Linked DNA regions of Homo sapiens: regions 2 and 3 are each linked to region 1. The links are chromatin contacts, found by POLR2A ChIA-PET in ENCODE. All regions are on one chromosome and are shown on one strand. Each heading gives the region's core, a stretch centred on a gene start or an enhancer-like site at or near the end of the contact. The rest is flanking DNA. Distances are from core to core; before and after follow the strand shown.

Evidence for each region. ChIA-PET counts read pairs that join two places held with the same protein, here RNA polymerase II (POLR2A).
Region 2: POLR2A ChIA-PET joins it to region 1 with 12 read pairs in T-cell. The contact joins the enhancer-like site here to the promoter of PSIP1 in region 1. POLR2A ChIA-PET finds 5 or more read pairs at or near these places in 2 of 52 experiments (T-cell and naive thymus-derived CD8-positive, alpha-beta T cell).
Region 3: POLR2A ChIA-PET joins it to region 1 with 6 read pairs in CD4-positive, alpha-beta T cell. The contact joins the promoter of KDM4C here to the promoter of PSIP1 in region 1. POLR2A ChIA-PET finds 5 or more read pairs at or near these places in 3 of 52 experiments (CD4-positive, alpha-beta T cell, activated T-cell and naive thymus-derived CD8-positive, alpha-beta T cell).

What each region holds. Positions count from the first base shown.
Region 1 is chr9:15,509,551-15,512,250 of GRCh38, reverse strand. It overlaps PSIP1 (PC4 and SRSF1 interacting protein 1), which reads left to right and starts at 1,281. Exons shown (of 16, transcript NM_033222.5): 1 at 1,281-1,434; 2 at 1,922-2,134. The coding sequence starts at 2,063. RefSeq lists enhancers at 262-1,214, 1,215-2,168 and silencers at 1,296-1,375, 1,396-1,605, 1,616-1,675, 1,806-1,855, 1,956-2,155.
Region 2 is chr9:6,778,088-6,780,929 of GRCh38, reverse strand. The region is part of intron 1 of KDM4C (lysine demethylase 4C); the gene reads right to left. Among named protein-coding and RNA genes, the nearest start is that of KDM4C, 22 kb to the right of the region's middle. Within about 2 kb of position 1,474, at least 2 of the 41 ENCODE cell types and tissues checked have a DNase peak (open chromatin) inside an H3K27ac peak, as active enhancers do.
Region 3 is chr9:6,756,603-6,759,302 of GRCh38, reverse strand. KDM4C (lysine demethylase 4C) reads right to left here and starts at 1,330. Exons shown (of 22, transcript NM_015061.6): 1 at 1,100-1,330. RefSeq lists enhancers at 17-236, 1,437-1,796, 2,528-2,700 and silencers at 897-1,066, 1,157-1,396.

The sequences.
Region 1 (2,700 bases), core at 32-2,531:
CTACTACACACATTAAATTCATATTCAGAATGAGAAGCTTCAAGACATTTCACCAACCCTTCCTTCTCCTCTGCCAATTTCTCTTTTTGCTCCACTTGGAACTCTCTGCATATTGCCCAGGTATACTTAGTTTCTCGAAACTCCTTACAGGACATTTTACTTTGGGACTGTCTTCTTTCATTCCTTTTTAAAGACATGCTGTATCGCTTTCAAAAAATTCTCAATTTTTACCAATTCAAAAAAAATTTCCTAATTCATTTCCAGTTGAGTCCCGTATTTAAAACAGTATTATCTAGGTGCTAATATATGTCTTATTATTCTTATTTTTATATGTCTTAACATTCTTTTTAAAAATATTTTCAGCCTCTCTAAAGGATCAAAAAATTAACCTTTAAAATCCCTTGAAGAGCATTTTAAGAGAGAAAATATTTGAGGTTTAGTAACACTTACACATTGTACCACCTACCAGCTCCTATTCTACTAGGGAAATAAAATTTAGATGCAGCTAAAATTTAGTTAGGGCCCAAACTCACATCCTATCTAAAAGGTTTCTGTTTTCCTGTCATTGTTTTCTACCCTTCGCATTTTGCATTCAGTAGGGTTGCATTTTTCTTAATAGTTCTTGGTGATGCAAATGCAAAAGAAATGAAATAGGGCTCTCTCATACTACAATTTCAAGGAAAAGGAGACTACGAGGCCCATTCAGCGAGGTGCAAGAGGCCTAGATGCAGCACACCCTGCAACCGCCGCATGCTCCAATTTCATCTTAGGGTTTTCGTACAGCTCCTCTTTTTTGGATGATGCAAACCGCGCAAAAGCAGCATTCAAACCTCCCCACCCTGGAAACGATACAAGAACATGAATCTTTACTGCCACTTTCTCCCTAACACGCAGCCAAGGGAGAGAGGCCCGGATACCCGCCCCCAAAACCGCGTCCACAACAATCATTTCCTCCCTCCCCGCCTTTTACATACAGTACACATACAAATACACACACGCAGAGAAGCCAGCAGGGGCGGGCCGGGCCCGACCACTCCGCAAACCGCAGGGGGAACTTGCGGCAGGCCGAGCTATTTTCGCCCAGTCCTTTCTTCTTCGCTTGCGTCTTCCTCTCCATCTGCATGCACCTGTTACATGAAAGCGAACTTGGGGACGTAGGGTTTCCAGAAAATCCGCTTCGGAGCCACACAGCTTCGCCGGGTGCTGCAACATCCCCCCTCTCTCGGTAAACAGTTGGTCGCGCCCCAGTGCTAGCGGGCGCCGAGCGGGAGCCGCGCGGGAGCAGCGCAGCTACGGCGGCGGCAGCGGCGGCGCGGTTGCGATTCCGAGCCGTTGAGACGCCTCTGCGGCAGCTGGTGGCGCAGGTGGCTTGCGTGGACGCGGGTAGAGGCGACCGGCCAGCAACCGCAGCGTCGGCGCCCGCGGCCCCGGCAGGTGAGCGGGCGACGGGGACTCGCCCCGCCCCCCCCTCGGTGGCGTCGCTCCTGGCTGTAGCGGGGAAGTGGACGCGGCCCGCCCGGGAGCCGAGGGGGCCGAGGCTGCAGCCGCTGGGCAGCAGGTTGCGGGGGAGGCCTTGCGTGGGCGGAAGGGGGCCGCTCGCTTCTCGGAATCCCTGCCTTTTTCTCTCCCATGCACCCCCTCCCTTTTGGGGCTTAAGCTCGGTGGAAAAAGCCCGGAGAAAGATGGGGCGGGCAGACGGGCGATTTCTGGCCGGGCAGCATCCCTGCTTCAGGTGGTGGCGTCTCTTCGGTGGCGGGGTGGAGGACCTGCTCCAGCGCGGAGGCAGCGCACTGGCGGGGGAGGAGCGGGAGGCGGCCGTCCCCTCGCTCTCCCACCCCCACCCGCCGGTTCCCCTCCCCCTCCCCTTGCGGCCCCTCCCTTCGGGGTTCTTCGCTTTAACCGCCCTCGGTGCTCTCCCTAGCAGGCGCGTCGGGACGCCCCGAGGCATCCTCCCCCGCCCGCGGGCCCGGTAGCTGGGCCCGCGTCCGCCGCCCGCATCCCCGCGCCGCCGCATCTCCTCGCCGCCTCCCGGGCTTCGGACCCCCGGTCTCGCCCCCGAAACATGACTCGCGATTTCAAACCTGGAGACCTCATCTTCGCCAAGATGAAAGGTTATCCCCATTGGCCAGCTCGAGTAAGTGATTTGTAGCCCTCGCGCTTAGCAGTGCTACCCTCCTCTCCAGAGGCCTGCTGCCCACCGTGTCTCTTTATTTTTTCTTCTGTCCTTTCTCTCCCTCGCTTTAGTCTCATTTGTAACCTGACCTTTCATTTTAGTTTTTTGCCCAATAATCTCCCGTGTAATTATGAAAATCCAGACGTTTCTACATACCTGTGTATTTCCCTATGGTTTATTGGCAGACTTGGACAGATTTTCTTCCTAGGAAATATTTAAATGCGTTGCTAGTTAATATTCCATTGTAGGTGAAATAATGAAGAGTGAATTTTTGTTTAAAAATTAGTGAAACATTGACATTTCCATAGTTTTGGATCAAGTACAAAATATCAATGGAATTTGTGCAGATTACACACAAACACTTGGATGTCAGAGAAGTGCGTATGTGATTAAATTGGATTTACAGGGTTTTAAAAAAAATACCTTGTACTTGATGAGGCCTTCTGGATTTGCTTGTTTAATACAGATTCAGGACTGGATATTCTTGAAAGTATTACAGTAGTTTAGTACCGAGGAAGGGCCAGAAA
Region 2 (2,842 bases), core at 225-2,724, 8.7 Mb after region 1:
AAGCCAAGACTGAATCATCATAGGCATAATGAAATCATGAGCTCAATGCCTGAAGAATCTGCACCTTCAAGAGACTGCATTCTGGAGAGCTGAAATCTACATTATATGAGACATTCCAAATATGATTAAAGTCGCTTTTTTTTTTTTTTTTTTTTTTTTTTGAGAGGGAGTTTCACTCTTGTTGCCCAGGCTGGAGTACAATGGCGGAATCTCGGCTCACTGCAACCTCTACCTCCCTGGTTCAAGCAATTCTCCTGCCTCGGCCTTCCCAAGTAGCTGGGATTACAGGTGGACAGTATCACACCCGGCTAATTTTCGTATTTTTTGTAGAGACAAGGTTTTGCCATGTTTCCAGGCTGGTCCTGGACTCTTGAGCTCGAAGAGATCTGCCTGCCTTGGCTTCCCAAAGTGCTGGGATTACAGGTGTGAGCCACAGCACCTGGCCAATTTCTCTTTCGTTTTTTTGTGGGTTTGTTTTTAATAACAGTATGAGAATTAGGATACTTGAGAAGCAATATGAGCCAGAATCCTTGCAGATGTTTACAAATTCCCGATCTCTTAACTTTTTACTGTTATAATTCCCACACCTCGTTTGAGATTAAAAATAAATTACCTCATCTTTAATGGTGCTTTCCAAAGGATTCAACTTAAATTTGGTAGAAACAATAACACCGCTGTATTCACAGCTAATCTATTTACATAATTTTTAATTATATCTCATACTTACACAGCTGGCATAAACTGGATGGGAAATACTGTTGACCTGCTGAGTATTCAACTGGTATTTGGATATATTAACAATAGGCATAGCCTACTTAGCCCTGTGTGTGAGGTCAGTGGTGTTCTTTAGAGAGAATGTATGGTATCCCTTATCTGGTTAAGATAAGGGTGAGTCAGAGCTACTATAGTAGGCCAGTAAGATTAAGTAGCTGTAGGTGGCTGGCTAGTTTGCTTAAATAGCTCAATTAGTAATTGCATTCAGTGCTACAAAATGAATTTTGAGCCACTCAGGTTAATTTCATAAAGATTACACCAATGAACCAATTATTAGAAAGGATTATTATCAAAACGCAAATAGGAGTGAATAAACCTCCATGTGATGCACATCTGGTATTTGTAAAACAGCAGGTTTCCCACTTGCCATTGTCATCAGTTTATATTTGATAATAGCATCAGTCATGATTCAATTACCCATAGACACTGCTCTGGTTAACTTAAGCAGAAAGGGATTTGATATTGACTGGTGTTAGAGCACTGTTGAAGGTTGCAAGAGCAGACTCTCAGCTCAATCCCCAGGGATGTCTCCCAGAACACTGCTGCAGCAGGAGCTGTCAAGGGAACTGCCACTGCTACTACAAACAGAAGATCAGGGTCCAAGTTCATAGCACCTTGACTGAGATCTGGGGAGCAGGAAGTTGCTGTGGAACCTGTTTGTTTCACGAACACACCAAATTAGTTATGATCTAGGGGTCAGGAATCGTGCCAGAACTATTTCTTCAGACCCAAGCTACTTCTGCTAGATCTACTCCAGCAAGAATGCCTTACAGGTTTCCACTCTCTCCTTACCCTGCTCAGTTCTGAATCTAAGTCTTTTCATATTAAAAGACTTTAATCAGCCAGGCACGGTGGCTCACGCCTGTAATCCCAGCACTCTGGGAGGCCGAGGTGGGCAGATCACGAGGTCAAGAGATCGAGACCACGGTGAAACCCCATCTCTACTAAAAATACAAAGAATTTGCCAGGCATGGTGGCGGGCACCTGTAGTCCCAGCTACTCGGGAGGCTGAGGCAGGAGAATGGCTTGAACCCGGAAGGTGGAGCTTGCAGTGAGCCAAGATCACGCCACTGCACTCCAGCCTGGGCGACAGAGCGAGACTCCATCTCAAAAAAAAAAAAAAGACTTTAATCAGGCCTGGTGAGGTAGCTCAGGCCTGTAATCCCAGCACTTTGGAAGGTCAAGGTGGGTGGATCACCTGAGGTCAGGAGTTAAAGACCAGCTTGGCCAACATGGTGAAATCCTGTCTCTACTAAAAATACAAAAAATTAGCCAGGCCACTTGCACTCCAGTCTGGGCGAACATGAGACTCCTTCTCATAATTAAAAAAAAAAAAAAAAGGCACCAAATCTCCACCTAGATAGACGAATCTCACAAATGTAACACTGTGACACAGAGTCTTGCTCTGTTACCCAGGCTGGAGTGTAGTGGCATGATCCCAGCTCACTGCAACCTCCGCTTCCTGGGTTCAAGAGATTCTCCTGCCTCAGCCTCCCAAGTAGCTGGGATTACAGGCATGTGCCACCACGCCCCGCTAATTTTTGTATTTTTAGTAGAGGCGGGGTTTCACCATGTTGGTCAGGCTGGTCTCAAACTCCTGACCTTAGGTGATCCTCCCAGCTTAGCCTCCCAAAGTGCTGGGATTACAGGCGTGAGCTACCGCACCGGGCCTTGGAAAAATCTGATAAACTTTTGTATTTAGCTGTGGAAGCAGAGAGCTGTCACTTGAGTGAATAAGTTATTTAGCTACAAAGGCCTGAAACCCAGGAATGGTGGGGTGGCTCATGCCCATAATCCCAGGACTTTGGGAGGCCCAAGCGGGAGGATCACCTAAGGTCAGGAGTTCAAGACCAGCCTGGCCAACATGGTGAAACCCTGTCTCTACTAAAAATACAAAAATTAGCCAGGGGTGGTGGCAGGTGCCTGTAATCCTAGCTACTCAGAAGGTTGAGGCAGGAGAATTGCTTGAACCCAGGAGGCAGAGGTTGCAGTAAGACGAGATCATGCCACTGCACTCCAGCCTTGGTGACAGAGCAAGACTCTGTCTCAAAAAAAAAAAAAAAGAAAA
Region 3 (2,700 bases), core at 81-2,580, 8.8 Mb after region 1:
AGCTGCCCGGAATTTAGACATTTTTTTAAATACCGCAAACTGAAATGGGTGAAAATAGGGCAGAGTTTAGTGTGAACCTAAGTGGCCGGAACCTACTAGTAACTTTCACCAGGATAAAAGTGACTCTGCTTTTCTAACCTACATTTCCGAACAGTGCTTTATAAATCACCTCTCGGGGTTAGTTTATCAAGCGCAAAAAAAAGTTTACCTTGTCTCTTCCGGAAGAAGGAACCTGACAAAACCCCTCCCGGTAGTATTGCCCACAATCAGAGCCAGCCAGCGCAGGCTTGCACCGCGCAGCAAAGGGGGAGCCCAGCATCAAGTCCACGCGGAAAGCATCTGAATCCCGGCTGCTGGCTTTACTGGCGGAGCACAGAGGAAAACCCCAAGCTCCTGCCTACAGCCCCGGCCTGTCTGGCTCCCTCCTCCACGTCCCCACTCCACGCCACGTTCTGTGCCTGGCAGTCCACGCGCCCTAATCCAACTCGCATTTATTTAAGCACCCGCCGTCTACACCGCATCATGGTTCCTCCAGGCACTGCAGGAAGAAATGGCCCCATGCCGGGGGAAAGAAACACCAAAAGGACAGCCGCGAGGGCTGAAGACGACCCCGAATGACGGGATGACTGCCTGCAACGGGTGGTCAGGAGAGGAGCTCCCACCCTCACCCCGCGGGTCGTGACACTCCCAGGGAAGGGAGGGCCCCGAGGGGTGCACCAGGCCCGGCCTTCCTGGAGTCCGCCACAGCCGACTGGCGGCGTTAAGAGGTCCGCATCCCAGGACCGCCCGAGCGCTCCTCTGCCCCAAGGAGGCGACCCCGACTCCGGATCCCGGGAAAACGGCGAGCGCGGGTACCGAACCTCGGTAAGGGCCGGAGCGGGCTGTCACCGGCCCCCGCATCCCTCCCCTGCGGCCGCGGCCGGCCGCTCCCTCCCCAGCTTGACAGTCGCTGCAGTCACGGACGGAGCGTCTCTGCCCCAGCGTCGCCGCTCGCCCGGACGCCCGCACCCCCGTGCCCCACGCGGAGGGGGGCAGTGCCGGGAAGACCTCTCCGGACCCTCCCCCCGCCCTGGCCCCCAGACTCCGGAAAAGCGGTTACCTGGCGCGCGGGTTGGGGCGAGAGCACGACTCGGTGGAGGAGGAAGAGAAGACAGTGGCCTCCGGCCCAGGGAGATTTGGGAAATTTGGGAGACTTGTTCCGCACTAGGTGACAGCTGTTCGCTGCGCACGCGCACAGGACCCCGGCCGCCCGATCACTGCGCCGCGCCTCACCCTCCCGTCGAGGGGGTGGGTGGGAGGCAGCGGCGAAGGCGCGCGCACCGCCGGCTCTCCCTGCGCGAGGGCGCGCGCGCCGTCACGTGACCGCTGGGGCCCGCACTTGGTGAGTCACGTGGGCTTACAAACAGCTTAAAGGTGCCCGGCACGCTCTTGCTTTGGGCTCAACTTCCGCGCTGTGGTTAACTTAGGCTTGCTGGCGCGCATCTTCTTGTCCTTTGGACACAGGCATATCCCATTCTTTCCGGAGGGGAAAGATACTCGCGTAGAAGGAGAAAACAGGTGCACAGAACCTTGCCCGGAAGCGCTGGCTGGGGTCCCGCAGGGCTGGACCTGATGTAGTCCACGCGCCACACGTCCTCCTGGGCGCCGACGCGCACCTATGGCGGCCTCCGACGCGCGGACGTCAGCGTGGCGTTACCGGGGTGGAGCCTCGGAATGTACTGGAGAGCCTGGCGAGAAAGTCGGGGCTCGCAGCTCTCCGGCGATGACAGCGCTGTGTTCCCGTTCTCCCTTCACCCGGTGGCCGGGACCACTGAGCCTCCTTCCCACAATGGGAGATCCCGAATAGGCGAAGAGTATCTTCGTGTCCCAACCCTTTAACAACTACCGCGCAGGAGCGTGTCAGCCTCTGGAAGCAAAACTGTCCGGTGTTGAGTCACCTACACCCAGCACGTCCCGCCCCGACCCGCCCAAGTGTGCTCTTAAGATAGGGAGGCACAAAGGTGACCCCAATAGGAATCCTGGGCTGGCGGTCCCTCAGAAACTAGAGTTGATAACAGTTTGGCCAGAACTGAAGTGACTAGAAATGCAGGTGCCTCCAGCGTCTGAGACTAGATAAGTTAACTTCCTACAACTTGTTGCTTTTCCTCTGTAACTCCGCCTTCCGAGGTGTCAGAAGGAACCAACCAGACCTTAAGCCCCTGTACTGCCAAAGACAGATGGTTGAGCATCAGATGTTTTGCAAAGCTGAATGATTTTTTTTTTAAACTTCCTACAGAGCTCCCAGCTGGGTCCCTTGTGGCGTTTTCTCTAACGTCTTAGCTAAGAAAGATTGGGCATATCTTCACACCAGTGAGCAAAGTTGGGCTAATATGCTGAATTTTCTGTTACATTATACTGATAACAGAATTTTAAAAATATATCGACACCGCTTACCACGCGCTTGAACTCGTTTCTCACTGGGGTGAACATTGTGAGGACAGATGGAATGTGATTAATTGAGCTAAGGCTAACGGGATTATTGGGTCACCATATTTCTTTAGTTGTTAAAAACAAAGTTCCGCTACACACACAGACACACTCTTTTTTGAGACGGAGTCTTGCTGTGTCGCCCAGTTTGGAGTGCAATGGCGCTATCTCGGCTTACTGCAACCTCCGCCTCACGGGTTCGAGAGATTCTCCTGCCTCAGCCTCCCGAGTAGC